5 separate regions of the Mus musculus genome follow, and all the other regions are linked to region 4. Evidence: chromatin loops called from intact Hi-C (ENCODE). Cell type or tissue: left cerebral cortex. All regions are shown on one strand. Each heading gives the region's core, and the rest is flanking DNA. Links, peaks and the distances in the headings are about the cores only.

Evidence for each region. Hi-C counts contacts between places; a loop is a spot of excess contacts. Peaks named below come from ENCODE experiments on the same cell type or tissue, not always from the same donor. Only the 100,000 strongest peaks of a DNase experiment are listed, where the experiment ranks them.
Region 1: it touches region 4 in a loop (10-fold over the local background); 11 of 42 quality-filtered maps call a loop at or near these places.
Region 2: it touches region 4 in a loop (5-fold over the local background); 9 of 42 quality-filtered maps call a loop at or near these places.
Region 3: it touches region 4 in a loop (8-fold over the local background); 17 of 42 quality-filtered maps call a loop at or near these places.
Region 5: a loop joins it to region 4, with 3 times the contacts of the local background. A loop is called at or near these places in 3 of 42 quality-filtered maps.

The regions. Positions count from the first base shown.
Region 1 is chr15:84,164,860-84,170,757 of GRCm38, reverse strand. Pnpla3 (patatin-like phospholipase domain containing 3) reads right to left here and starts at 2,942. Exons shown (of 8, transcript NM_054088.3): 1 at 2,698-2,942. The coding sequence starts at 2,884. It overlaps Gm33530 (a long non-coding RNA gene), which reads left to right and starts at 4,928. Exons shown (of 3, transcript XR_384288.2): 1 at 4,928-5,352; 2 at 5,489-5,579; 3 at 5,675-5,898. It overlaps Mir6392 (microRNA 6392), which reads right to left and starts at 2,488; the gene lies at 2,381-2,488. In left cerebral cortex, for the core only: a CTCF peak has its summit at 2,898; DNase peaks (open chromatin) are centred at 1,744, 2,289, 2,538 and 2,986; H3K4me3 peaks cover 1,832 bases; H3K27ac peaks cover 1,048 bases.
Region 2 is chr15:83,757,500-83,763,488 of GRCm38, reverse strand. No RefSeq gene overlaps it. Among named protein-coding and RNA genes, the nearest start is that of Gm33324, 3.5 kb to the right of the region's middle. In left cerebral cortex, for the core only: CTCF peaks have their summits at 2,643 (motif pointing left) and 4,333 (motif pointing right); a DNase peak (open chromatin) is centred at 2,627.
Region 3 is chr15:84,628,126-84,634,114 of GRCm38, reverse strand. No RefSeq gene overlaps it. Among named protein-coding and RNA genes, the nearest start is that of Gm34201, 3.7 kb to the right of the region's middle. In left cerebral cortex, for the core only: CTCF peaks have their summits at 2,330 (motif pointing right) and 4,220 (motif pointing right); DNase peaks (open chromatin) are centred at 2,343 and 4,238.
Region 4 is chr15:84,071,613-84,077,601 of GRCm38, reverse strand. It overlaps Sult4a1 (sulfotransferase family 4A, member 1), which reads left to right. Exons shown (of 7, transcript NM_013873.3): 7 at 20-1,505. The coding sequence ends at 132. It also overlaps a transcript of Efcab6 not described here. Among named protein-coding and RNA genes, the nearest start is that of Efcab6, 9.3 kb to the right of the region's middle. In left cerebral cortex, for the core only: CTCF peaks have their summits at 2,624 (motif pointing left), 3,491 (motif pointing left) and 5,220 (motif pointing right); DNase peaks (open chromatin) are centred at 3,162, 3,508, 4,246, 5,217 and 3 more places; H3K27ac peaks cover 1,414 bases.
Region 5 is chr15:83,854,784-83,860,772 of GRCm38, reverse strand. It overlaps Mpped1 (metallophosphoesterase domain containing 1), which reads right to left. Exons shown (of 7, transcript NM_172610.3): 7 at 2,299-4,525. The coding sequence ends at 4,407. It overlaps Gm41370 (a long non-coding RNA gene), which reads left to right and starts at 4,624. Exons shown (of 7, transcript XR_003951468.1): 1 at 4,624-5,967. It overlaps Gm41372 (a long non-coding RNA gene), which reads right to left and starts at 1,593. Exons shown (of 3, transcript XR_875516.3): 1 at 866-1,593. In left cerebral cortex, for the core only: a CTCF peak has its summit at 3,464 (motif pointing left); a DNase peak (open chromatin) is centred at 3,448.

The DNA of each region.
Region 1 (5,898 bases), core at 1-5,000, 94 kb before region 4:
ATAGCCTGTTGTATAAGGTATTTCCTGGATGGTGCTGGGGCAGGTCTTCCGGTGACGCATGCTCATGAGAATTCCACCTGCCTGTCTATAAAGCCACAAGCCACGAACACATCAGCATTCCAGCCTTGGCACAATGGACTCAACATCAGACAGCACAGAAGAAATAATGTAGGCCTGGACCTAAATGTAGATCTCACCCCTGCCCCTTACAGAGGAAAGCACTCTGCCATCTGTCTATACCACAGATTGACTTTAATTTAAAACAAACAAACAAACAAACAAACGATTATATATATATGCATATGTGTGTAGGAGCTTATGGGCACCACATGTGTGCAAAACCCTGCAGAGGCCAGAAGACAGCATCACATTCCCAGGATCTAGAATTATAGGTGGTCAGTAAGTTGCCAAGCTGGTTCTCTGTAAGAGCAGTAAGCGATCTTAACCACTGAGACATCTCTCCAGCTGCTAGACTGCCTTTTTTCTTTTTCTTTCTTTCTTTTTTTTTTTTTTTTTTTTTTGGGTTTTGAGACAGGGTTTCTCTGTGTAGCCCTGGCTGTCCTGGAACTCACTTTGTAGACCAGGCTGGCCTTGAACTCAGAAATCCGCCTGCCTCTGCCTCCCGAGTGCTGGGATTAAAGGTGTGCGCCACCACGCCCAGCGACTGCCTTTTTTCAAGGAGAGTAAAAATGGATTCACTTCTGGAGGCAGAAAGGATTGTGTAAAATAAGGTCTATAAAATGCTCAGTCCAGAAAAGACTGTGTAAGCGGCTAGGCTCCGTGTAAACCTCTAAGCCAAGACTTCCCAGATCGCACAGTAGGTACACAGTAGTATTCACAGTCCATCTGCCCTCACTCTCCAGACCAGCCCTCTTTGACTAATCCACTCTGCCCTAGCACTTATGACAACATGAATCCTGGTTCCATGAGGCCAGGCATATCCCAGCCTTTTCTGATCCAACTCTAACTCTCACTCCCAGCAAACCCTACCCCAAGCCAGCCTGCTGAGCCTGGCTTGAGGGTGAACTCACACACTGGTAGCCAATTGCACCTACCTCCTCTGTCAAGTCCAGCCAAATGCTCAGATGCCCCAAACACCTGTGCCCGTTCCAAGCCCTGGGCAATGCACCTTAGCAGCTCCCACCAGAGATAATCTGTAATTTTGTGCCCTCTCTGTGACCTGACAGGATAGCCCCAGGCTGTCCCTGTCTTCTGAGCAGTTACAAACACCCCACTTTATCATTGGTTCTCAATCTTCCCAGTGCTGGAACTCTTTAATACAGTCCCTCATGTTGTGGTTGCCCCCCCAAATATACAATTATTTTCGATGATACTTCATAATGTAATTTTGCTGTTATGAATCATAAGTATCTGTTTCCCAATGGTCTTTGATGACTCCTGTGAAAGGGTCATTAGACCCCCAGAGAGGCTGTGACCCACAGGTTGAGAGAACCATTGCTCTATATGAAAGTGGGTGTACTTAAGATTCCTGGAGTCAATGCATTTAAACCATGTCCCAATAATCATCCATCGCTATTGGGCTCAGAGCCCTCCATTTAAGAACTAACTGCCTTTAGTGCCGAAGCCCAGGGTGTGCAATGGCCACTGGACTAATCTAGTCTTTCCAGAGGCCACTCTCACTGCCCTTTACTCCTGGCTCCCTCCTCACTGGGAAACCCAGACAAGCAGGCACACAGCCAGATTTGCTTGTCTTCTAATCCCTGATTCTCATCGGCTCAGGGTCTGCTCACCGATCCCATCCAATGGCAGAGCTCCGCTCATCAGCAGGGGCTTTCCCCTGCCTGCCAAAGTCTCTCCCTGCTGGCTGTGGCCAGCAGAGAGCAAAGAGTAAAGTGTTAAAGAGGCCCCAGATCAAAGAGGGTTGATGTGGGACATTGTCATGCAGCCTGGGGACCTTTGGGTGTCAGCAGTCCGCCCCCCCCCCCGTGGGCACTTAGCCAAGCCCTGCCCACAACCCCAAAAGCATCCGGCTATGACACTGGGAAGAGAAGGCATCACATCCTAGTAGTTTAGTGGGGGAGAGGAGAGTACTCGCCTCCTCTCGCTCATGGGTGCATGGGCAAATGTTTAATTAGGCCAAGATTCAAATGCCCTGAATGTCAGTGACATCGATCTGGGAAGGGCCGCTTATCTAGGCTAGTGAAGACAGGAGAGAGTGGAACTGGATCTGTCTGGGAACCCATTCCAGCTTCTAGGGAGTGTTCCAAATATTTCTCTAATCCACGTACCCCGCCCCCACCAGCCACCTCTAAAGGCAACCGGAGCATTGGACTGCCACTAAGGGTGTTCTAGTCTGGGTGCCTTCTGCCCTTCCTGGCGGCACCAGCCATGGGACACTAGCCAGAGCCACACAGGACAAACCTTCTGCGGCTCAGGGACCAGAGGACCCGGCAAACCTGCGTCGTTCCCTGCTGCTCAGGGATGACCCAGCTGACAGGACCAGGGCGCCAGAGCGGGTCAGGAAGAAGATGCTCGGAGCGCGTCTGCTCCAGCCGGCCCCGGGAAATCCCACGCCAGGTGACAGGCCCAGGGTCTCCAGCTGAGTGCTCAACGGCACCGGGAAGGATGAGAGCTCTCCGGACAGGTTTCTTCGGGCACCCCGGAAAGTGTTACCGATTCCCCAGGTGTAGCAACCCCTCCCCGCACGCGGGGCCTGGGTAGTGGCCGTGGACGCACCGAGAGGGAGACTGCACACGAAGGTGACCGCGTGCAGTGCACCGGCCGAGCAGCCAAAGAAAGTGCGCGCATCGCGGAGGAGGTGCGGGGCGCGCTCGCTCAGACATAGCGTAGCCCCGACGTGGTAGAAGCCCAGGAAGCCGCAGCCTGCAAACGACAGGCTCCAGCGGCGCTCTGGGTCATACATGGTGCTTGAAGCTCCGGGCGGCGCTGCAGTTCAGCTCTGCTCCCGGTGTTGCTGCTCTGAGCTTAAAGAGCCGCAGCCGCCTAAGCTGTCTTCGGGTGACGTCAGCTGAGGCCCCGCCCCACTAGGACCATGCAAATAAGCCAGTGGGAGGCCCAATGGGCGTACTGGACTCATGCCCCGCCCCATGTCCCTCCCGCGTGGGCTTTCCCAAATCCTAGGCTTGGATGCTTGCTGGGCAGAATGGCTCTTTGAATACCCTTTTCTTTCAGGTTCTGGATGGCACGCCGGTGGCACTCTCTCCTTTTCTTTATTACACGAGAGATGCTACCATCCACATGCTGTCTTTCCTTTATTTTCATGTAGGGTGTCTGTTTTTGCAGTTATTTATTTTGCTTTCTGTTCGTTTTTAATTCATGGAGAGAGGTTTTCTTCCTCCCTTCCTTCCTCCCTCCCTCCTTCCCTCCCTCCCTCCCTTCCTTCCTTCCTTCCTTCCTTCCTTCCTTCCTTCCTTCCTCTTAAAAAGATACTTAGGCTCCCCGCCCCCATGTTTATGAGTATTTTGTCTGCATGTATGTCTATGCACCATGGGTGTGCAGTGACCAAGGAGGCCATAAGAGGACGTTAAACCTCCTAGAACTGGAGTTGCAGAGGATTGTGAGCCATCGCGTGGATTCTTGGACTCCACTCTGGTGCTCTGTAAGAGTAGTTGTGGCCTCTACCGCTGAACCATCCTTTCAGCGCCTTGTTTAATTTTACAGTACTAAGAACTGAACCTCGGCCCTCCTGCATGCTAGGCAAAGGCTCTACCACTGAGCTGCCCTGGGTTCCTTTTTCTTTTAACCAGCTGCCTCCTTCAGTGACTCAGCCTGGACTTCAGCCTCTGGCCCCTTTGCCACAGCCTCCTAAGTAACTAAGACTACAGGAAGACAACACCAGGCAGGGAGGACCTGAAGTTTCCATGTACAAGTGTCACTTATAAATAAAATATGTGATTGGCCGGTGCCAATGAAGGCAGGAGTAAGGAAAGCTGGGAGCTAGATGGTTTGTGGTCCTGTCTGTGCCTCTTCTGACTACAAAGTATCTTTGACCAAGTATAGCAATACAATTTGTACACTACTCTTTTTTTTCTTTTTTTTTTTTTTTAGATTTATTTATTTATTTATTATATATAAGTACATTGTAGCTGTCTTTCAGACGCACCAGAAGAGGGCATCAGATCTCATTACGGGTGGTTGTGAGCCACCATGTGGTTGCTGGGATTTGAACTTCGGACCTTCGGAAGAGCAGTCGGTGCTCTTACCCACTGAGCCATCTCACCAGCCCCTGTACACTACTCTTTAATAGAATATTTTAGTTAAAATTTATTTTTAATATTCTTATGTGTATGGGTGTTTTGGCTGCATGCATAGCTGTGTACCACATTCAGGTTTAGTACCCATGAAATCTAGGAGAGAGTATTGGACTCTTGAGCATCTTCTTCCCAGCCCACTCCGGCACTCTGGTTTGGAATGCCCCCCCCCCACACACACACACACTTGGGTCCTACCAGCTGGGGCATCCCTGGAATTGGAGTCACAGACAGTTGTTAATCACTCTATGGGTGCTGGGAACCTAACCCAGGTCCTATGGAGAAGCAACATATGAACCACTGAACCATCTCTCCAGGCCTCTAGTAGAATGGTTTGCTATTGTTTCAGGCAGAAGAAAAAAGAACAAAAGAAAAGTTACAAAATCCCTCACCCCACAGAACAAATTTCTTTTTTTTTTTTTGGTTTTTAGAGACAGGGTTTCTCTGTGTAGCCCTGGCTGTCCTGGCACTCACTTTGTAGACCAGGCTGGCCTCGAACTCAGAAATCCGCCTGCCTCTGCCTCCCGAGTGCTGGGATTAAAGGCGTGCGCCACCACGCCCAGCTAGAACAAATTTCTTTAAAAAAAAAAAAACTTTCTTGAGATAGGCAGTGTGCACACACCTTCAATCCCAGCACTTGGGAAGCAGAGGCAGGTGGAGCTCCAAATTCGAGGTTAGCCTGGTCTACAGAGTGAGTTCCAGGATGACCAGGGCTACACAACACATGTGTTCAGTAATGTGAAATGTGTGATTCCTTCTGCATGAATGTTGCGTAGGATTCAAAAGCTACCCCATCCAGTCATGTCTCAAAGGAACAACACAGGCTGGAATCTTCTGCATGGCAAGAATGGTCCTTGGTACTTCAATATCCAGAGAACAGAATCCCCATTTCCATTATGGAGGGTGAAAACTGTGACAGGGTTGAATCTAGGGGGGAAAAGATGGCTTTACATCCTTTCTCATGGCTCATGTGTCTGTTTGTCCATATTCCTCTCTTGGTCTCCTGTCTGAATTTTAGAAAAATATAAGGGCCCACTGGCCACACATTGTCTTCTTGCCTATCCTCGTGTGCTGAGAGAGACCCGGAAGCAGTCTTCCGAACCAGAAGCATGAGGTTCAGGTGAGGCTAAGCATGAATCACAGTCAGCACGGTGCTAGGAGCCCTTCCCTCTCCCTCATCCCAGGGCTGTGTCTGCCTAACAACCAAACTCCTCACCTGGCCCTTGGATAACCACGACCCACTATTCTGTTGGCAGTGTGGTAGGCTGGTGACATCTCCTGTGCTGAATGAGTTTCCCCATTTGTCACCATCGGTTCACACAAGAGCATGTGACAGCTCTGCCCATGGTAAGAGTGAAGGGCTCTGTAACAGAACCAAGCATCGCAAACATGATGCTGATAGATTTATTCCTTTCCCTCTCCCTCTCTCCCTCTCTAAACAGGTCATGTTTCTAAAGCTAAGCCACCAAGGGCTGTTCTCTTATTTTGGCCACCTCCTTATGCCTGAAACTCCAAGGTCCAGCTATCAAAATTCATTATATGGCTACACCGGCTAACATGTCCAATCATCACCAAGTCATCCGAACACAGGCTTCCCCCGTTTCTCCTTAAAAAACCCTCCTGAAGAAATTCCTGCTGCTGTCTTTGTCAGACCCACAGGCAGCCC
Region 2 (5,989 bases), core at 552-5,551, 310 kb after region 4:
TGAGAAGGCTGGTCCTTCCCCAGCTGAGTCTTTGATACCGTCTTGCTGGCCTCAGCAAAGATCCATACACAGAGGCCACAGCTAAATGGAGCCCAGACTTCTAAATGAGAAACCATGTCAGAATAAACGAGGCTTGTGGGTCTTAGAGACAATCTACAGGAACACAGATTAAAAACAATACCAAGAGGAAGGTGGAGAGATGGTTTAGCAGTTAACAGCTAGTTGTTCTTCCATAGGACTCACTTCAATTCCTGGCATGCTCATGATGGCTCATGGTCTCCTTGAGTACCAAGCATGCACACGCTATACATACATGCATACATACATACATACATACATACATGTAGGAAAAACACCCATACACATGACATGACCAAAATAAATAGATAACAATAACAAAGCCACGGAGATAGTTCAATCAGTAGACCGTGACCTAAATTCCATCTATATAGGCACCGAGAAACGCCGCCGTATGCTCACAACCCCAGTCAATGCTGGGGATGCAGAGACAGGCAGATCTCTGAGTCCTGGGAGCCAGCCAGCCTAGCTTTATGAGAAAGTTCCAGACTGGTGAGAGACCCCGCCTCAAGAAAAATGGCACCCGAGGACCAACACCCACAGTTGCCCTCTGTCCTCAAGTATGTATGGAAACACATCTTCGAACACGCGTGTACAAATATGTTACAATGATGAGTTGCTCAACAAAAATGTGTCCAAGTCTGCTAGTGCCTACTATGTGCCAGGCTTTCCATGGATTGGCCTAACCATTCCTCATATGTGAACCACAGCCACATGATAGGTGCTGTTCACCTATGGAGAAACTGAAGCCCAAGTATTAAAACCACTGGGATACCCCAGAGCCTGGCTCTGAACTCAAAACTTCAAGAAATAATGAGAGAGGTGGCCCAGCCATACCCATCTCCGCTTCCTTGTTCTGCCCTGGTCCTTCCCTTGCCAAAACTGCTTTCCTTTTTGGGGCACACACACCCTCTATCCCGGCACCAGAGTGATCACTCGGGCACTAATGCACACCCCCGTCTCTTTCTGCAGGGTTCTCTCCTGCAAACACAGCGTCAACTTCCCCTGCGTATTTATGAGCACTGAACGCCAACAGTTGTCTGATAGTCCATTTGCTAGGGAGAGTGAAATACCTGGTGGTTCCTCACTTCACCTGCCCTACAGGAAACAGATTCAATTAGAAAAATCTATTGCTAATTTGAAAGCTCTGATTCTATAATTTCCTACAGGGAAGACATGTAAATTGCGCGTTATTTAACACCCTTTCACGGCAGGTGAATTCCACGGGGGGCAATTATAACCCTCTCTCCACTCTTCTTATACGCTCCTGACAAGGCAGAGGGGGGGGGGGAGGAGGGAGAGGAAGGAGGGAGATGGAAGAGGAAAGGGGACTATTGCAAAGCTGGTCTCCAGGAAACTGTCAGAACCTGGAATCAGAGGAACCTAGGCAGAGCCAGTTGATTGGCATCCGGATCCCACCCGGTGTCCAAACAGACACACAGGCCTGAACCCCAAGCCATCTGGCCCTTCTCCAGCTGTCCAGAGCATCACCACAATGTGGGGAGTGGAGCAGGACACCCCAAGCTGCACTGCAACCCTCTACCACCTTCCAGGTGGCACACAGCTGTTCTCATCTGGCTCTGGTCCTGTTCTGGGGAGACATCAGCCTCCCTTGCTCTACCTGGGCTGCATGGCGACCAAGCCCCAACTGAACGTCAATTTCAAAGGGCAGCTGAAACGGCAGAGCACAGTTTAGAACCAGCATGGGCACCCATCCAAGCCCCAAAGGAGGCTTTTCTCTAGAAGGACCAGGACCTTTCTGGATTAGGGGAAATTTTTAGGTGACTATTTTCTCTCACACAGAGTAATGAATGGCTCTTGGTACACACACACACACGCACACGCACGCACACGTGCGCGCGCGCACATACACGGCACTAAGACTATTGGTTCGTCTGGGGTGGGGAGCCACATAGAGCTTTCATATTCTGTTCTCTGCCGTTGTATGGCTTGCTTCCTGGGCTCCCCATTTGCCTGCCTGCCTGTCTTCTTTCCTCCCAGATCTTAGGTATTCATGATTTTAAACATGTATTCTTCTGCTGCTTTGTGTGTGGATATGCATGTGTGCATGTCTGTGCATGGACAGGTTGGGTGTGTGCATGTGGCACCCAGGGGACAATCTCCAGTGTTGTCCACCTTGCTATTTTGAGGTAGATCCTTCTCTGGGACCTGGAGCTTGCTAGTTATGTTAGAATAGCTGGCCAGTGAGCCCTGGAGACCTCCCTGTCTCTGCCTCCCTAGCGTGGGATGTTAAGTGTGTACCATCACAGATGGTGAGCACTTAACTGACTCCACCCTGTCCCTGCTCCTTATGTGTCCATTTTAAACAAATGAAGTGTTTCTCAGGCTCCTCCTCTTTCTTCAGATCCCTTCCATCTGGCCCCTGCACCCCTGCCTTGTCAACCCCAGGCTCTCCCTTGAGTGCTCATCGCCCCACCTGGAGCTGCCCACAGATGATCCCTGACGGGGAAAGCTAAGAGCAGACACCTACCCTAGAAAGCCTGCCTTGGAATGGGACGCCCCTGACATTCATATCGGCTGAGTGTGGGAACTGACGCCACCTGCTGGCACAGGTGAGAATTGCGTGCTGGTGCCTTCTCGCCAGGTCCCTACCCCTGGGCTTATATCCTGAGCCCCTTCAGGTGATACAGCGCCATCCTCCCAATGAGCGTCTCCCAGCAGCTGCTTAGGGTGTTTTTTAAAACGTGATATTTTCACAGGTTCTGAGTATTTCTACTTTATGGTTCCTTTACTCCCCGCAGTGGGAGGGGAGGGACCTGCCTGCTCTGTGCTAGGTAGCAATCAGGGGTGCAGAGGCCAGCCAGCCATTCTGAGGAATGGATTCAGCAAGTCCTTACACAAGACAACATTTAATTACGATGTAGCCATGCTTAATGAGGAGCGGGTAACGCTGTTTGACATTCCATCTGCTCTACAAGTAGACTTGATTGCTACTACCACACAGCATATAAGGTGTGTGGGCTCAAATAAGGACTCGACTACCAAACCCCATGAGTCTAGGAGGACTCACTTACTACCAGGGTATAGCAACCCCCTACCACCGCTGCCTCAGGGAGGGGGAAAAAGTGAGTTTAACAAGACCCCAGGGAACAACTTTTTTCGGTTTCAGCCAGTCATAACTAGTGCCAGGATTGGACCAAGCTCCCTCCCAGAGATGCACTAGGGGACAGTGAAGAGAACATTGGGTCTCCAAATACTTTCCCCCAGGACCACATTCCTCATCTCTCTCCTTATCCCTTTCTGACAAGCAAACCCAGAGACTTCATGAGGAAGGAGCCCTATCGTGAAAGCATGACACTCCGGGGACACCTAGGAATAATCACCTCCTCCCTGCCTCAGTTTCCCCTCCTGCAGAGGTCACCCTGGAGAGTGGAAAGGCTTATCTGAAGTATCATTTAACCCTTCCCGGCCACCTCCTTCCACCAGAGTGGAGACACAGAGACCCCAGTGCATGCCCTCAATGGTCTGCATCCCTGATTCCTACCTAGCACAGAGCAGGGGGCAGGGTTCTTAGCTCATCCCCAATTCTTTGTCACAAAAAGGTGTCAAGGACGGTGTCGGGACCAGAGTGCAGCAGAGGGTAGAGCACCTAGGACATTGTTAGCACCCAGTCATCTCCAATGGAAGCCATGGGGCAGGATGGCTTGGGCCAGATTCCCGGTATAGGGTGAGGCCAGGACACACTAACACTATCACACCTTGATGGTCACAGCACTACTATGCTTACTATGTGCCAGGCTTCCCATGGATTGGCCTAATCATTTCTCATATGTGAACCACAGCCACATGATATGTGCTGTTCACCTATGGGGAAACTGAGGCCCAAGTGTTAAAACCACTGGGACATCCCAGAGCCTGGCTCTGAATTCACAACTTCAAAAAATAATGAGAGAGGTGGCCTAGCCACACCCATCTCTGCTTCCTTGTTCTGCCCTGGTCCTACCCTTGCCAAAACTGCTGAAATCTATTCCCTGAAATCTATTCCCTCACACACACACACACACACACACACACACACACACACACACACAACTGCTTTTGACTGGAGAAACTGAGGCTCAGGGAAGAAATGACACTCTCAGTGTCATATATCACTGGGGCATTGTGCGAGTCTCCACACAAGGTCAGTTTGGCTCATCAGAACAGTCCAGCCTGGCCTGCTAAACAATTTATTGCTTTTTTAAAAAACAAAAACAGAAACAAAACAAAAAAACTTAGCCAGCACTTCCTCAGTGTGGCCATAGGGGGGCAGTAGCACCCCATTCATTTATAGTCTGGCAGGGTTTTTTTTTTTGTTTTTTGTTTTTTGTTTTCTGTTTGTTTTTTGTTTTTGTTTTTGTTTTTTCCGTTTTCGCTTTCTCCCCCCCCCCCCCTTTAAACCGTGTGCAGCCTGAGATGGGGAAATCCCACAGCATGGAGACAGAGAGGGGCAGCCTGCCTTGGTGCAAACACTGAAAAAAGAAGGGTGAGGTGGTTTGAAGGATCAATAGAGGCCGGGTCTGTCTTGACGCATGCGGGGAGTGAATCCCTGCCCATCTCTGGGTCTTGGTTTCCTTGTAAAAATGTACATCACTGAGCAGGGGCTTGAAAACTGACAACCTCATGCCTGTTTGGCCAACACAAGGTTTTTTAAAACTGTTCCTTGCTTGGCTGTCTCCTCCCTTTAGTCCTCTGGCCTCTGCCGACTCAGAAACAGGCTCTGTGGGCTTGGACTGGAGAGAGAATCAGGGGCCATCAGAAGTGGAGTCAGCTCCAGAGAACCAGACCTGGAAAGCCTGGCCTGCCTAGCCACCATCGGGATGAGCCTGTGGTCCAAAGAGGCATCCCTCAGCCTCAGCCTCGGGCACCATGACCGCAGGCTGTTTCTTCCTTTGCTTTTGTTGTTCTTCCTCGGTAGAAATAGGTGTAGCTGGGATAGTGAAGTTTGAGATAGTGTGTGTGTGCATGTGTGTTTGTGTGCACACAACTGTATGTGTGTGTGTGCACGCGCGGGCAAACACGCACATGAGCGCACATACACGCATGCGCACGTGTGTATGCTTATGCACTCGCTGCAGGGCCTAGGGCAGATTTACAGGTTTGGAAGGAGAGATGGTCAAAGGTTTGGTTGTGGAGGGCGTATTAGTGAGGGCTCTCTAGAGGAACAGAACCAGTAGAATGAATGGACATTTTTCTTTTTTCTTTTTTCCTCGAGACAGGGTTTCTCTGTATAGCCCTGGCTGTCCTGGAACTCACTTTGTAGACCAGGCTGGCCTCGAACTCAGAAATCTGCCTGCCTCTGCCTCCCGAGTGCTGGGATTAAAGGCGTGCGCCACCACTGCTGGGCAAAAGGGGGGTTCTTTAGATTAGCTTACCCGAAGCACACTGGGTAAGTCAGCAATGACTGTCCACACATTGAAGAGGCAGAGAACCAGGTAGCTGCTCAGCCCATGGATGTGTCTCAGCAGGTCCAGTCTTACCCCAAAAGTCTGGAGGATCTCTAGAGAGTCAGTCACACTGGTCCTCAGTTTGCACTGGAACTGTAGACGTCTGACTGTGGCAGCAGCAGCAACAGCAGGGTAGAGGCACTCACCAGTAAGAGGTAAGACAGGGAGGCAAACTTTTCCATCTATCTGGGCCACTGGCTGCAGGGTGCTGGACACCCTCAGGATGGGCCTGTGGTCCAAAGTGCATCTCATGAATGGAGGCTCGTTGTGTGTGTAAATCTACCCTAGGTCCTGCACATGAGTATAGCACACATACACAGTTCCCTCCTGCACTCCAACGGGCTGATGCCTGAGAAGTTCTACACTCCAACCCCAGGCAACTGGATAAACACAGCCTTCTAAGGCTACAGGACCGGAAGACACCAGAGACTAGCTGAATCCCTGGTCTCAGGTCACTCCAAGAT
Region 3 (5,989 bases), core at 353-5,352, 560 kb before region 4:
AAGGGTCGCCGATATGGTCACTGACTTTGTGAGCATTCATGGTGGAATAGGAGAGGCAGTCAGACAGAGACCAACCATCCTAATATCAGATAATGCATGCAGAAATGGGTATGACTGGCCTCTCTGACTTTCCATGGCAGCTGTGTGTGTGTGTATGTATATATATATATATATGTGTATATATATATATATATATACATATACATATATATATATATATATATATATATATATATATATATAGTGTGTGTGTGTGTGTGTGTGTATGTGTGTGTTGTTGTTTAATATTGTCAACCTGACTGGATCTAGAACCACCCCAGAGACAATCTTCTGATAGTGTTTGTGAGAGGGATTTTCTTTCTTTCTTTCTTTCTTTCTTTCTTTCTTTCTTTCTTTCTTTCTAAGGATTTATTTATTTATTATATGTAAGTACACTGTACTGTACTTACATATAATACATGGAATTACATATAATAAATAAATGTACTTACATATAATAAATATAAACAGCTACACTGTAGCTGTCTCAGACATCCCAGAAGAGGGCATCAGATCTCATTACAAGTGGTTGTGAGCCACCATGTGGTTGCTGGGATTTGAACTCAGGACCTTTGGAAGAGCACTCAGTGCTCTTAACCTCTGAGCCATCTCTCCAGCCCCCGTGAGAGGGATTTTCTAAGTTGTGTTAATTGAAGAGAGATGAGCCTAACTATGGGTGGCATATATAAAGGAGAGAGCAAGCCGAACACCAGCATTTGTCTCTCCCTGCTTCCTGTCTTGAGCTGCCTCAAGCTCCTGCCACCATGTCTTCCACACCACAATCAACTGTGCCCTCAAACTGTGGCCCAGATAACCCATCCCTTCCTTTAGTTGGCTCTGTCGAGATGTTTTTAAAACAGCGGTGAGAAAATTTACTGATGCGGCATCTGAGTAAGAATGAAGTAGGAGAGGCTCCGTGGCCTGCTGGGGAGGTGGGTGTCAGTCAGCTGAGGGCCTTTGAAAACCTGAACTGAAATCACACACCACAAAAAGCCATTCTTTTGGGGGTGGGGGGCTCAGTATGGGTTTTTAGTACATTTATACTAACTGTAGAACTTTTTTTTTTTTTTTTGGAGTTTTTGAGACAGGGCTTCATGTAGCCCAGGCTATCCTTGAACTCACTGTGTAGCCAAGGATGACCTTGAACCGCTAAGACGACAGACGTATGCCACACTCATCTTAGATGCTACTAGGGATGGATAGGGATGGACCCCAGAACTTCATGCATGCATGCATGCTAAGAGAGTGCTTTACCAACTTAGCCACATACATCTTTTCATGTCTCTAGATATCAGAGGTGAAGAGTAACCTCCTTACCCCACCCTAACCTGGCTATCACTAACATGAGTTTTGCTTCTATGGAGTTGCTCACTCTGGACATGTCTGCTCTCTGGGGTCTGCTCCACTTGCATCCTTCCCTACCCGGGTCCTACTCTCTCTCTCCAGGATTCCTTGATCTCTATTGATTCCCTACTATGGGGGGGGCATAACTTGGTGCCTCTGGGTCTCCCGTAGGCTGCCGTGCTCTTGGGTTGTGCTCTGCAGGATCTGCACGCTTGCTTTTGACACTGAGCCTCAGGCTTGAGCTCTGCAAATAGCTCGTGATTGATGATCAAGCCACCTTGTGCAAAAACACCAACAGCCCATCTCGCCAGGGAGGTCATGAAGACCCAGGGAGGGGAATGGAGGTGAGTTAGAGTGGGAAGGTGTTGGGGCTGGGATTTGAACCGGTGTCTGACTGTGTCGCTTGTGTTTGAGCTGTCCTCTTCCAGCCCTCTTCTCCTAACTGTCGGCAGGTTGGAGAGGTGGCCAGAGGTCCATTTCCAAAAGTCAGTGTGGAGCATTGCCGAGAGCAGAGTGTGGGCTCTGCCACCATGTCTCCTGTCTATCTGTGTCGGAGACGGGTATGCATAATGGAACTAGTAGCCATGTTTGTGAATTCTGACTGGAGATCAGGATTGAGATGAGCCAGCCTCCAGACTCCCATAAGCCATCTTCGCTTCAGTTCTCACCCGTAGATGACCGGGCTGGAGCTGATCAGGGTGTGGAAGGCTCTCAGGAGTCCTGGCTTTAGATCCCTTGCCCCCTCAAGAGCTCATTTCACTTCCTCTAAGTCTCCTCAGTCACAGAATGACTGACAATAACTAATTAGAGAACAGCATGGGGGCGGGGAGGATGGCTCAGTGGTGGGAAACTCCTGAGGACTTTAACCCTGCCTGATACCTGCCCCTTCCTACCTAGAGAGCCCTATCACAGCACTGTTCTCGGTTTAGGTGTGCGTTGCCTTCCTTCGATCCGCCACTAGAGGGCACCAGTGCCCTGCAGATGCAGGTTTTGACACATGGCCTGTCGATCCAGTTCTCCAACCTCACTGCTTGGCCCAGCACTTTCCAAGACTTCAGCACAGAAAGGGTGCTTGCTCCGAGGCAAAGTTGGGGCACCATACTCTTGACCACACTCTGTATGGTCACCATTTGGGAAACTTCCTGCTGGGCCTGGTCTAGGGTTAGGCTGGGATGAGGTTTGCTTAGGGCCAGCCACCCAGGCTGTGGAAGCAGATAGGGAAGCTATGGATAAAGAATAAATGTTGTATATAGACTGGGGGATTTTTTTTCCCAGCCGCAAAGCAGAACAGAGTTAGGCTGCTAGCAAGAAAACACACACAACTGGAGATGATTGTGCCAAACACAAGTCCACTTCAGAAAGAAAGGTTGTGTGTTTTCTCCCGTTCATGGATCCAGGATTTTATTATGTAGATGTATAAGTACATAGGTATGGACGATGAGAGATAGCTGGGGGCAAACAGGACCAGTGGGCAGGGCGAGAAGCAGCTCTTTAGCGGGGTATGGCAGGATAAATTGTACTGAGTATATTACATACTGAAGTGAAAACCTGTTTACGGATCCCAGTGTAATGAAAGGAAAAAACGAGACAAAAAAATCAAAACACCCCCAGACCTGCAGACACCTTGATTTGTGTTTCTCGTCCCCAGCGCTGGCTGTGAGGAAATTCATTTCTGCTTAAGAAAATAAATAAATCGGGCGTGGTGGTGCATGCCTTTAATCCCAGCACTCGGGAGGCAGAGGCAGGTGGATTTCTGAGTTTGAGGCCAGCTTGATCTACAAAGTGAGTTCCAGGACAGCCAGGGCTATATAGAGAAACCCTGTCTCGAGAAACCAAAACCAAAAACAACAACAGCCGGGCGTGGTGCCGCACGCCTTTGATCCCAGCACTCGGGAGGCAGAGACAGGGGGATTTCTGAGTTCGAGGCCATCCTGGTCTACAAAGTGAGTTCCAGGACAGCCAGGGCTACACAGAGAAACCCTGCCTCGAAAAAACCAAACCAAACCAAACCAAACCAAAACAAAACAAAAACAAAAAACAAACAACAACAACAACAACAACAAAATCCAACAACAACAACAAAAAAAAAAGAAAATAAATAAAACAACCAACCTGGGGCTGGAGAGATGGCTCAGCGGCTCAGTTCCCAGCACCCACGTAGTGGCTCACACCTATCTGTAACTCTAGTTCCAAGGGATATGATGCCCTCTTCTGAACTTCATGGGCACCAGGCACATCCGTGGTGCACAGACATTCATGGGGGCAAAACACTCGTACACATAAAATAAGAATAAACAAGTCTTTAAAACTGAGCATAATACAAAACTTAGTATGCTAGGCTCATGAACGTAGAGAGTGTCAGGTGACGTGCTTCTGAGTGCTGTGCTTGGGGACTGACTGAGTCTCCTCCCTACCCACAGGGCGTGTGCCCACCACTCTCCAATCCCTCCCAGATGGGGGACAGGTCTGCTCAGAGCAGATGAATAAACTGAAGCTCAGGCAGGGACGAGAACTCCCCAGGGAGCCTCCTGTCTTCACCTGGAATCTTCTGTCCTGATGGTTCATTTCTCTCTTGCTCCACGGAGCCTGGGTTGTGATCTCTGTTCTCAGGTCTCAGGCCCCTCATCCAGGCCCCAATCTAGCCCATTCAGTGTAGGGGAGACTCCGTGGGTGTCTACAGAGCTCCCGACACTGAGCATCCACAGATAATGGTTGAGAGCAACATTGTGACTGTGGAAGCACAGGCCTTTTCCATTTTGGGGGATCTGGTTCTAGCAGACCTCTTGCAGCTGCCTCCTATGCCTTGGGCTGGAAAAGGCTCTGGAGCTGGGCCAGCAGAGGTCGCCATCACCCTGCTTGAGAGTGCAAGCCTTGGACCAGACTTCAAGTTGCAGGCATTTCAAATCAGCACTGTGTTAGTATGGTTCCAATGGATTGGACCAAAGTGACTGTTTTGTCCCTGACCAAGATGTGTCCTCCAAACCTGTGTCCTGCTAGGACCTGTCCCTTCTTGAGGCCTCTGTTTCCCACAAACTCTACTGGAAATGGGTCTGGAGACTAGGGTACCAGCCCATTAGACTGAACCCTAGCTTGGAGAGAGATAGGAATATTGTCAGTCCAGGAGATGGTGTTCAAAGGATCAGGTAGCGAGACATTGTCCCTACCGCACCCTGAAGTGATCTCTGCTGCACCTCCTTGCCCTCCATCACCTGTTCTGTGCCCTGGGGGAATGTCAAAGCCTAGGTAAGTGTTAGGTCACCTGAGTTCTGCACAGAGGAATTCCAGGGGGGAGGGGAGAAGGATGCCATTAGAGCCTTAGGCTACCTTAGCAGATGACCACAAGCTAAAGGCTTTAACTACATGGACTTATTTATCCACTGAGTTGTGAAGGCCAGAAGTCTAGTCAAGATCCAAAGGCTCTGCCAGCTCCTGTAGGCTGGGGCATCCCTTGGCTTATGGGTACATGGCTCTGTATCTGCTCCCACTTTCCTGGGTCCATCTGATGTCTTCTCCTCTGCTTCATTTAAAAAAAAAAACACTATGTAGTGTATGTGTGTGGGTCTGTGTTTCTCTGTGTGTGTCTGTGTATGTGTGCATATTTATGTATGTTTGTCTGTCTCTCTGACTCTCTGTCTCTCTGTTTCTCTCTGTCTCTGTGCCTCTTTCTCTGTTTCTCTCTGTCTCTGTCTCTCCCTGTCCCTCTGTCACTCTGTTTCTCTGTCTCTCTGTGTGTGTGTCTGTGTATGCATCTGTCTCTCTGTATCTGTCTGTCTGTCTCTCTATTTCTCTCTCTGTGAATGCATGTGTGTGTCTGTCTCTCTGTCTCTGTCTCTCTGTCTTTGTGTGTCTCAATTTCTCTGTCTCTCTGTCTCTGTTTGTCTCTGCCTTTCTGTCTGTTTCTTTCCCTCTCTGTGAGTGTGTGTGTGTGTGTGTGTGTGTGTGTAGGTCAGAGAACAACTCTCAGAAGGGAATCCTTTCTTTCCACCAAGTGTGTCACGGGGATCAAAGTTGAGCCATTCGCCATGGCTGTGTTCACCTTTACCCGCTGAGCCATCTCCCTGGCCCCCTCTGTCTTTTTCAAAGACACGGACCCCAAGATCAAGGGCCCACTTCACAGTGCAGGATGCTGAGACCAGGTCTTCAAGTTAAGGCCACATCTATCAGAGTTAAGAGTTGAATATTCAGCCCACCATGTTCCCAGGCCAGTCAGAGCAGAGCTGGCTGGAATCCAGGAACTGTCTCCCAGGGCCCATCCCTGCTTGCCGCAGGACCCTGTGTAGCATGAGGTGTGGCTCTTGCTCCACAGTGTCTATGTCTTCCATTTGTATCTATCACCCTGGCAGCAGTTACAGGTGTCTGTGTGTACGTTGGTCAGTCCTTCAGAGCCCCCTGCCCCTCGGAGCCTACCCAGGGGTCTCTATACCCTTTGAAACTCAGCTCTGGCTTAGAGCTGCATAGAAGGCTATTCAGGGACCCCTCCCAAATTTGGGAGCTACACCCTAGTTGCCCCCAAGACTCTGCTCACATAATATCTCCTTCTGGAGACCACCAGCATCCCTCGGGTGGCTCATTCTGCTGTGTGTTAGACTGGTTGTCCCTTGGCGGG
Region 4 (5,989 bases), core at 482-5,481:
ATTCTGGTCTGTGTTGCAGGAAGAGTTGGGCTGTGGAAGGACATCTTCACCGTCTCCATGAACGAGAAGTTTGATCTAGTGTACAAACAGAAGATGGGGAAGTGTGACCTCACGTTTGACTTTTATCTATAATACCAGAATCCGAGAACTTGCATGCTCACGGTCCCCGGACGCTCTACTAGCTAAAAGTCCTGTTTGCGTTCTTTTATTCCTCGCTGGACACACTTCCGGAAGCTGCTTGGAAACAGCAGGGGGCGAGCCTGGTGGAGAGAGCCGAGGAGGAGTGAGAGGATGCTGTCTACAGCAGCCGCCTGGCCTGGCCCATAGTGTTTTGAGTCTCCACATGGTGGCCAATACCACACGCACGGGCAGTGCAAATGTCTGCCCCACACCCCGTGTTATTCACTATTTTATAGCGCTTTTCACTGAAAGCGGAAATAAATATCTGTCAGCCAAATACAAGTGCATTTCCAGGGGGGAGCAGGAGCGTGCTGTGCCGGGATGCTAGGAAGCTCTCAGGGGTCACTGTAATTTTTGTAGTCTTTTCTCTAGGCACAGCCATCCTACCTTGTTCGGAGATCAAAGAACGGGTTTGGGGGGTGGGGTGAGCTGGAGAGGTTGGTGTCGCCTGTGGAGTTCAGTCTTTTGGAACCATCCTGATACCAAGCCAGGACCTGTCCCAGGCCGTTTTCAGAAACACCTCTAAGCGCGCATCTCTCTCAGCCCCAGCACAGAAGAGCCCAAGGAATGTTTCGGCAGGGAAGCTGGCCCGAGGCTGCGGGTGGCATCTGAAGGCACTGGTAGGTGTGGAAGAGGCCCCACAGATGCCAGACTGCACCAAGAATTAGTATCTTTCACAGCCTTCACGTGCTCCCCAAGGCAGCGACTGACACACTCCTGCTGGCAAGAGATACAGGACATAGCATGGTTCTAAAGTCCCTAGTCGCTGTCCCATCTGCTCCACCTGTGCCAAGCGAGGCTCTCACCCAGGAGACCCAGTCTGCAGGTTGACCGTCCTCCGTGCAGATAGGATTGGCAAGCCCACCTGTGTGAGTGGGGCACCTTAGACCTCAAGAGTGTCTGGGGGGAGCCATGATCCTGTGTGCTGCCCACCCCCACACCTATGGGCTTGAATTTGACCAGATGAGCGGTGGACCAGGAGATCGCTGCTTGTGGGGACCGACTTGTTCTGTTACTCACCAGGCTGGGAAGAACGTGGTAGTGGGAGGCTGAGGCTGTGGAAGGGGCCTGCTCTGGGCCGTCTCTGAAGCGGGTCTGGTTGTCGTGGCATTACCTCTGTCCAGAGAGAAGCTTGTGTAGGTCTGGTGCATGGTTCTCTGGGGTGGGCATGGCGGCAGCGCCTTTCCTGTGTGTCTGGGGAGGAAGGCTGCTTTCTGTGAAATTTTCTTTCTATTTTTCTATTTTTAGTACTGTACGGATGTTCTGGAACCACACATGGTAATCTCTGCTTGCCTGCATCTTTAATAAAAGACACCTCCCCTGTTTGTGTGTTTTGTCTGTGTGCTGGGTGGAGGGGGGGAGGGTCCCTGAGCGTTCTCCTCAAAGGAGTGTGAGCCCCATTCCTGCCCTGTCCCCTGGGCGTGGCTACAGTGGGAAAGCGCCAGGAGTGGGTTCTGATGAGGCAGAATTTGGTTGTTTTACCCCAGGCAAACTTCAGTGAGAGTTGAAGCCTATATACTACTTCAGTGACCTTTGACCTGGAAGTGAAAGTAAGGGTGAGAGATTCCGGTGTTCCTGTAGATCTCTTCCACCTCTGCAGTCTGGGTCTGCCTCTGGCTCCAGCCCAGGGCATGGTGGGATGGAGACTGATCAAGTCCTTCCTGGCTCTCTTCCCCAGCCTTATGGGAGCAAATGCAAACTCCGGATAGTCATCTTTGTGTCCCCGTGCTGTGCTTAGAAGATCTGTCCTTAAGTCATTTCCAAACTGGCGCACACACACTAGGGAGCCCTGAGGAAGCAGGGTGATAGAGCCCTTTTCCTGCCTTACCTATCACCCCTCAGCTTATGCAGGGGCCTCAGCGCTGCCGTGGGGCTGTGCCAGCAAGAAAAGACCCAGCCTCCCCGAGCTTTAGTTCCAGTCAGGGATGAGTCAAGGAGACTCATTAATGAATCAAGGGTTAGTTCAGGATCGGGAGCGATGTCATGGGGCTGTTGAGATCAAGATATCTCAGTGGGTAGAGCCCGTGGGGTACCAAAAAGGACTCAGCAGTATGTGAATGCAGCCACCCGTCATCCCAGCACTTAGGAGGTAGAGATGGGATTCACAGGATAAGCTAGGCCAGCCTGTATTGGTGAGCTTTAGGCTGAGTGAGAGACTGCCTTAACTTATAATGCAGGGAGCAAGCAAAGAGAACACCGGCCATCAACCATTTGCCCCCACGTATACACGTGCACCCACACACATATGCATGTAAACATGTATGCACACCACAGCGCGCGCACACACACACACAGCTCCCAAAAGACTGATGTCACAGCCGGTAAGTTCACACGGAGGACTTGGGCTTAGGAGACTGGGGGAGAGCAGGGCTGGCAAGCTCCCGGGCGGGCATGTCCTGCGCAGGGGTTGTATGGAGGTGAGCCAGACATCGGCTTACAGAGCGCCCCCTAGAGCATGAGAGCCTGGGGAAGCCCCGGGAGGTTTAACCGGGAGGGTGTTTTCTAGGGCTCCCTGGCTGCTGAGAAGTTTCCTGTGAGGTTGCGGGCCCCTCACCCCAGCTGTACCACTCAGGCTGGAGGGTAAGGGCAGGGCCCGTGTCTTAGAGGTTCCTTGTACCTTGAGTGGATTTGGAGAAGGGCTGTGCTGATGTCGGAGCGTTGAGCTCGACTGTGATTAAGGAGCAGAACAAATAGAAGGGTGGAGCCACAGGCTAGTATTTATAGAAGGACCCTCCTTTGTTCCCCTGTGGTAAGGCCCGGAGTGCAGGTCAGTGGTAGCCTGACTTGGGTTCACAGAGGAAGTCCCCAGAAAGTCTTTTTGGGGAGCAGCAGAGGTGTCAGCTCTTCCTTAAGGACTGGAAGCCCAGGCGGCTGCAGCTCTCCTGCCGAGGAGTCCTGAGCTCTCTCCTACTCTGCCTCACCAGTTTGGTTGGTGTGCCGGGCTTCTCTGCCCCTAAGAGGCTTCCATACTTTATATAGTCAGCTACTAAGGCATGATCTTGCTCACTCTGCAATCGCCTGGAACACCACCAGGAGGGGGACCACTTTGGAAGCTGAATACGATACAGAAAACCTTCCCTAAACCCGGCCCGGCACTGTGTCTCCCCCCCCCGCCCCCCCGCCCCCCCCACCCCCCCCCCACGCCAGCTCGTCAGTGGGGAGCCTGAGGCAGGAAGCTCATGAATTCAGTGCCAGTCTGAGACTCTCTGAAATCCAAAACAAACAAACAAACAAAAAGTAAAGGAAAACCCTTACCTAGCAGGTTCTGCCCATCCCCAAACTGCAGGCCAGCCAGCGCCACCTGGTGGCTGTAGTGGGATTGTCATCTCACAGCTTGGGCTTAGTTTGTGGTTTTGTTCACAGCCCAAGAGGTGGGAGTCGGGTGGGAAGGACACCACCACCCTATGTGGTCACATACACCACTAAGAGCAGGTCCCATCCTAGGGATCTCCTGGGAGATGGATTTACCCACCTTCTTGTTTGTTAATAGTGGCGGAGGGTGTGTGGCTCCTACGCAGGAAGTCCTCTGTGTAGCTAGTCAGCCCTGCCCTGCTTAGAGCTTGGTATCCCCTTCCCAGAATGTTATCCATCACTGTACACTGCATACGGCATGTTTTAGGACAGGGTGGCACCTCAGTCTGGGTATAGCCATGGAATGACCTTTGACCCTAGAAACTGAGTGCTCCCATGTCTTCAACGCCTCAACTCAGAGGAGTCCTTTGTATCCCCCTGGCAGACGATGTCCCCATACGGCCTGAACGACCCTTAGCATCCTCACCTCCCTCCCCTGAGCTGCCCAGCCCTGCACCTCCACCAAGGCAGCATCCCTTCCTACACTGGATTGATTCCTTGGTTCCTCTATACTTCTACCCCTGCTTGCCTCCTAACACCTGCATCACCTCCTGGCATCCCCCTTCCCGCGTGGACGCGACTGCCCTGGGAGCAGGGATGCGCTGCCTAACCAGCAGCTGATGAATGAATATCGTCACATCTCAGAGCCCAGAATTCTGTACTGCTGCTGTTGAGCTGGTAGAGGCTGAAGTTCCTAACTCAGGCCCAGGATGAACGAGCTGCTGGCTCCTGGCCTTCCCAATGACCAAGGAAGACCCTCCCATCCTTGTAGGTGGAGCCTGTGCCTGGTGCCCCTCCTCCCAAGTCTCCGCCCAGAACTCAGTGCTGTGGAGCCACTCACGGTCCTTCTTGCCTCCAGCCCTTCCCCTGCAAGTCCTTTGCGGAGCACCTGCTATGGTAAGGCTGAGTGCTGCGGACGGTTGTGGCCATTCTGCTCTCTAGATCCTTGCTCACTTCCAATCCCCTTCTCTGTTCTTCTAGGGCAGTGGTTCTCAACCTTCCTAACGCTGAGATCCTTTAATACAGTTCCTCAACTTGTGGTGACCCCCAGTCATACAATTATTTTTGTTGTCATGGTTATCAGTTGCAATGTACGTATTTTTTGGAGACAGAGGTTTGTCAAAGGGACGGCGACCCACAGGTTGAGAACCACTCCTCGAGGAACAGATGAGAAGAGCCACAGCGAGGAACAGAGCAAGTACCTTGAAGGCTCAGAACTAGCAACCTCTGGGAGGGTGGAGATACTGTTGGGTGTAAACAAAAGGCAGGAGCAGAGTCTGGAAACGGGTGAGCCAGCAGGGAATGGGACAGCCTAGGGAAACAAGAGGATGCTATTCCCTTACCCCCTAGAGTCCCGTAGTCTCTCCAACACTCTTGGGACCACAAGGAGAAAACTTTCATCTCTGACAAAGAGTCCCAATGTGCAGCCCCGGGAGTCTCCTGTGACTTTGGCACAGTGGTCTGGAGAGGGTAGCCGAGCGTGAGGACTGTAACGGCTGTCCAGTGGGGATGGGGCCAGCAGGAGACAGCCAGTCCCAGAAACATCTGCCACTCAATGTGGCCATAGTCATGGTCTCTGAGGCATGTTGGTCCTCTGCCAGCTCCTCACATCAGAGGACAATCGGGCTTAAGCTTGGAGCCTGGCGTGGTGTTGACTCTGAGTGTGAGTTGTAGCCCTGAATCCTGCCACAGGAGGGAGCTCGTGTTCTGTTAACAATGGTTTTTGAGGAACCAGAAGAGCCCTACGAAGTCAGCTATTTCCACTTCTGCACTTGGCTTTTTTTAATCTATCTGTCTGTCTGTCTGTCTGTCTGTCTGTCTGTCTATTAATATGGGCTGTGGGTGCTCAAGCTTGTGACGCACACACTCTATGGACTCTGGTCCATCCAGCCATCTCTCTGGTCCCCAGCATCTTGTATTTTTTGAAGCCACCATCTTTACTGTTGGCATTCTGTCTGGATTCCACCCCCACAATTACCTGGCAGCCTCCAGGTATGCTCCTCCCCACAGTTACCTAGCAACAGCCAGGTAGGCCTGGCCCACTATAAAAGGGGCTGCTTGGCCCCTCCTCTCTCTCTTGCCTCTCTTGTCTCTCTTGTTCTCTTACTCTCTTGCCCCCTTGCTCCCCCTCCTCTCCCCATTCTCTTCCCTCTTTCTCAACCACGTGGCCATGGCTGGCCTCTACTTCTCTACTCTCTCCCTCTCTCTGCCTTTCCTGCCTCTACTACCCTCTTAACTGCCTCTGCTACCCACCTCCCCATGCCCTGAATAAACTCTATTCTATACTATACCATCATGTGGCTGGTCTCTCGGGGGAAGGGATGCCTTGGCATGAGCCTGCCAAGACACCCCCTTCCCCCACATCCAGGTAGAACATATATTAATACCCTTTCTCTTTTTATGATCATAACATTTACCTTGATGTGTGGTGTTGGGTACCAGATGTGAGGAAGTTGAA
Region 5 (5,989 bases), core at 598-5,597, 220 kb after region 4:
GTGAACCTTAGCACACCTCACACCAAAGGATGAGGCCGGGACTGCACAGGGGTGTGAAGCAGAACTAATAAGTGAGAGACAATCCACTCAACCTCAAGTTTGAAAGCATCACCCGCAGAGTCAGCATTTCTTCAACAGGGCAAAATACCCAAGAAGGAGCCCTTCTAAGAAAGCAAGGTTGATTTTGGCTCACTCGCTCAGAGAGGGTCCATTGGCCTGGTTGCTTTGGGCATGTGGCATGGCCGAGGGAGGTTACTTACCTGTGGCAGCCAGGAAGGAGGACCGTAGCTGGGTTCCCAAGACCGGCTTCAACTATATATCTACAGTGAGCTAACTTCCTCCTCCTAGACCCTGCCTCCCAGTCCAGCCAATGGCTGATGACCACCTGTCAATACGTGAGGCTCTGGGAAACACCTGCCTCAAATGATAACCATATCCAAAGAACAAGAAAAGAAAGGAAGGAAGGAAGGAAGGGAGGGAGGGAGGGAGGGAGGGAGAGAGAGGGGGGGGAGGGAGAGGGAGGGAGAGAGAAAAGAAGAGGAAGAAGAAGAAGGAGAGAGAGAGAGAGAGAGAGAGAGAGAGAGAGAGAGAGAGAGGAAGGAAGGAAGGAAGGAAGGAAGGAAGGAAGGAAGGAAGGAAGGAAGGAAGGAAATCAAGCTTCATCAAAAATTTCAACATTTGCTCTGAGGATGGGACTAAAAAGACCAACCCAGAGACAGGAAAAAGAGACTTGTTTCTAGAATATTTAGAGATTTTTAAATAGGATCAGCAAGAGGCCAGAGAGATGGCTTGGTGGTTAAAGCACATGGTACAAGCAAGAGGAGCAGGGTTCTGACCCCCACGGCTCCCTGCACCTGGTAGTCACCTGTGATTCCAGCCCTTAGGAGGCGGGGAAAGGAGGCCCAAGACAGCCACGTGCTCTGGTGAGTCCCCAGAGACTGGTTCCCTGCCACTGTCTCAGCAGGGCTGCAGAGGGGTACACCTCAGTAGTAGAGTGCCTTCCTTCTCCATGTGTGAAGTGAGAAGGAAGGAAGAGGGGGAAGGAAGGAGGGCCCCAGAGACTGTGTACTGAAGCAGCTCTGGCAGTGTGGTGACATTGTGAGGTGACAGCTTCAGAGGGCCACGCCCTGTGCAGGAACCCTACTGTGGTTCCAGTGGTTATGGTAGAAGTTGGTGGGGTTCCTCAGACAGACCAGGATTCAGAAGTTAAGGTCCCAGGACAGGATGCTGCAGGCCTATGAGTCCCTGGGCAGGGGACTTGTCTGAGGTCATGGGGACATTGTTATTGCACACCTGCCCCAGGCCACTCCTCAGGCCTTTTCTGCCCCAGGTCCGTGGCTTTATGATGTCAGTCATATCCCTTTTTCTTGACACCTGTTCTATGTCCACAACTCCTTCCAGTGACCAGCAGCCACATCTACTGCTGTCCTGGACTCTCTGGAGCCTTTATCCTCACATCTACCTTTATCAGTCTTCCCTCCTAAATCTGTTACAGCCACCACCAGCCTTTCCATCATCCAAGCCAGCCAGACTCTTTGGGAAGTGTTAATGGCTGTGGAGGGGTCCATACAGAGCTGGATGGGGGGTTATGTAAGACAGATGGAAGGACAGAAGGATGGGTGACTTGATGGGTGGGTGGGTGGGTAGATGGATACATAGAGTGATATCCTGAGGGGGCTGGGTAAATTAATGGTTTCATCAATAGTGTATGGTCAGATGAGTGTATATATGGACAGCTTTGTTGGTGCACAGATAGATGGATAGTCCTGTGGACGAATAGATGGCTAGCTGTCTGGCTTTATAGCTTGATGGGTGGATGGATGGGTGGGCAGATGGATGGGTGCTTGTTTTCTGACTGAGTAGATGGATGGACATATGAAAGTATGAATCATCAGGTAAGTGTTTGACTGTGGAAAGATGAATAGTTGGATGGACAGCTAGCAATAAATGGTAGAAGTTTTGTAGCTGGGAGCGACTTTGAGACCAGGATGCTGCTCTTAGGCAACCCATGAACCTTTTGCCTTCCTATGGCTGGGTTGGCCATGTCATATTCAGGAAAACCCAGCACTTCGGCCACACCACAATGCTTTGTTTAGAAGCTCAGACATCCAGTCCTGCCCATGATGTCTGTAGTCCCTGTGCCCATGAGGGGTGGGATGGGGTGAGACAAGCAGAGAGTAGTCACATGGGGGGGGTCTTTAGCCACTAGGTCTTGGAGTTCTTCCTCCCTCTGCCCCCTCATAACTCAGGGACACACCCACAGGACGAGCAGCCAGATGGACTTAGCCTTTTCTTTTTACAAAGACTTTATTGTCTGACATGCTTGACAAAAAAAATTACAGCCACAATCAAGTTATGCCAAAATGATTGAGGAGCAGGCCGCCATCTTTCAAATCTTGAGGACTTCCAATGAATTTTCTCTTCAAGACAGCTGCCTCCACAGCTTTTCTTCTCCACATAAAAATATGCCGCATTCTGAAGATGCCCTAGGAAAATTTTTTTAAGTTTATAGTTCTTGGTCCATATAGAAACTGTGGAGCTGAGAAAGCACATGGGAGATGTATTTTTCTCTGCCCCAAACACGCCATGCATCTGAGGCACCGAAGAGAGACCTTGTAAAATGTCCCACACACCAGGACCACTTGGCCCAAGCAAGATTCCTGCAGCCCTGTGTCCTGTGGGGCACAGTTGCCCCTGGCCAACGTAGGGCACCAAAGGTGGCCTGGGAATGCATCCCAGAGCCCAGCTCACTCACCCGCAGAGAAAGAATTGGGAGTGGGCCTCACAGGATGCTGGGATGCTGAGCCAAAAGCTCAGGATTCCTGATGGTCTGAGGGACTCGAGGTTGAGAATGAACAAGAGCCAGTTTTGAAAAGGACCCTTCCAAATGAAGCGAGACTCTCCACCCAGGCCCTGCTTTGCAGGGAGAGAACTCCAGTGGTGATGGGAAGGGTGTGAGGCCAGAGATGGAGGCCCAAATCCCACTGCTGCCCCCTTTGTGCTGTGCATCCTCAGGCAAGTGACCTCTCCTCTCAGTGGACTCATCTCTGTAACAGGGCAAGAGTACCTACCTTGCAGGAATGTCTGTAGATAAAACAAAATTATACCGAGTAAAGGTACCAGGATATCTGGTCCCCAAGGCTGGAACCAGGCCAAGCAAGTGAGGCCCTCGTGTCTGATGCATGACATAAAGGGTGTAAAACATCAAGAGTCGGGACAAATAATACTATTTTAGTGACATGTTACTAAGAATCGGAATGAGTGCAAAAAAGAGTCCACAAAGAACAAATATGGGCATTTTAAATAGACAGTGATGGACTCTGCCTCCCCCTGACTCAGGGCCCGCTGGCTCTGTCCTCTGCAGATGGGTTCACCCAGGCCTAGCTCAAGAAAGGCTGCAGCCAGAGGTGGAGCTGCCATCAGCACCCGGGGTGGCTCTGTAACTGCGCCACCTCCCGGTTACTGGTGGTACTGACAAGCTTCCTGGAACCCTCGGAAGGAAAAATCAATCACATGGAGGATGGAGCTCGTTGTAGATGCTAACAACCTGGTTAGGTTTGGAGAAGCACACACATGCCACAGACATGGGGCATGTACATGACCAGGCATAGGTCTCAGCCCACAGAATCCCCTGGCCATCGTGATCTACAAAGTAGTGTGGTCCCAGATGATCTAAGATGGCCTCACTGTGATGAGTAACCAGCAGGTTCTGGCCACCCAGAAGAACAAAGCTCCCCTCCCCAAATCCAGGTTCTGAGCCAGAAGCTGGAGACACTCAGCCATTGTCCACATTGGCAGCAGGGTCCTGAGGAAGGAATGGGGGACTAAGCCAAGCCATCTGCTCTAGGCCTGGCCGGGGGCTGTCGGAATTCCTGAGATGTCCCTGAACATTCCCAAGACCCATGCACGTAAGGAACAAGTCTATCTCCTTTCCTCCAGCCAGAGAAGAGCTGCCCGAGCCTAGGCCATACACTTCCGCAACCTTGGGGCTCACAAGCCACACACTTGGGTAGCTAGACATCTTGTATAAAACTTCCCAAATTCCATCCGAGAGCAGCGGCTTCTCAAAGCCGGAGGGTGTCTTTCGAACCGAGCTTCTGTCATTTCCCAAGTGAGACAGGGCTGTGAGTGTGTTAGGCTCTAGAAAAAAGGGGCAGATGCACACACAGAACACAGAGATGAGCCTGGTGGCCCTGATGGGACTGTTCAAGGTCCCAGCAGCAGGCGGCAGAAAGCTGACAAAGGCGATTTCTTTTATCCCAAGGATTCTACTCGTTGCTGGCTGGTCCCGAGGCCAAATGGACTGTCCAGGCTGTTCTGCATGGGAGGAAGTGGGTTAGGGGATCCAGGCTCTTGGCCAGACATACAGAGCTGACATGGGTAGGCAGAACTGGAGTGGGTAGCAGTCAGGAGTTCCGGGGTGTGGGCAGGTCGATGACTATGGGGGGATTCACAGGCTGATAGTTCACAGTGCACACCGACGCGTTCACATAGGTGGTGGTCCCGTCTGCCATGACGCCATACCCTGGAAAGTAAGCACGCACCTGTCAGACCATTATCTGGAGCTTTCTGGTGAGTGGCTGTGGCAGCTACAGGTGTTCTGCTATAGCGGGTGGGACATGTCTGGGGCAAGCTACAACAGTTCTCATTCTTGGGTCTTTTTATCTGTCAAGTGGAAGCGATAATAGGTCCTTCTGAGCCTGCCAGGTGGACCAAGTAAGTTCAACGCCCAAATGCAGTGCTTAAGCCAGTGCACATCACAGGAAAAGCACATAGCAAGTCAGTCATCACTATCCTCACATCGTCTTCCTCAGCAGGTGTCATCAGCATGGTCTCTATGGCCACTGTCAGCAGAGTAGATGTGACTAGGTATAGGCACCTGGTTTCCACAGTCCCCAGTATCACCATCTCATCAGATATGATCAGGTGTGTTCGTGTGCTATGTCCACGAACTGCACTGATGTCATCATGACATCTTCATCCCCATCATGATGACATCATCATCCCCATGCCTAGCAGCAGCACTATGCCCTGAACTACATCACTACCATCCTTGTTGCTATCCCCAGCACTGCCATCATCACCATGACATCATCGCTGCCATCATGGTAACATCATCATCGCTATCTACAGTATCACCACCGTCAACACTACCACTACCTCTTCATGACCACTGTTGTCAACACCATCATTATCATCTCTCCATCAACACTAGTCATCACCATCCTTGTGACAATCACCACACTACCATCACCATCACCAAGACCCTCTTCCTTACAAGTGTTTCCCTGCCATGACATCACTACCATACCCACTATCTTCTGAGTGTCACTACCACCACCATCTTTGTCACCACTATCATTACCACTGTGATCCTCCTCCTCATTATCATCTCTGTTCTCCTCACAATCACCATGGTGACCACTGTCACATTTCTGTCTTTTATTACATGCCCTCTCCACCAACTCTGCTTGCTGAAGTCCCTTCTTCTGGCTCACACCAGAAGGGACGCTCTCCCTTTCTTCTCTGGAGTACCATTTTGCCGATACAAATATGCATGGTGGTGTTTGGGTCACTGGCAACCTTTCATAGGTTGTCCCTGAAGGCCCATAAGAGAGCCCAGGAAGACAACCAGCATTGTAAACTCACTGTTCCTGAGCTTCCCCGGGAGCTCCAGTGCTCTGCCTTTGATGGCTGCCTGCTGCCCAGCCATCTGAGACCATGTCCAGAGACAAACGTGCTCTACTCTCCTGACACCCAAGAACAGCGCTCAGAGGTGCTCAAGAAATGGCCAGGGTTTATTTACTTCCAAGTTATAAAACTCTTAGATGAACTAGATGAACGCAGCGTGGAGTCCCAGGTACCATGGTCCAACCCCACAGACAGGGTGAGCAGACCAGTAAACAGCAAGGGTTTGCATCAGATGTTGAACCTGGGCTCCAGGAAGAACACTTGAGGACTAAGAAGGTAAGCTGATGAGCAGGGATGG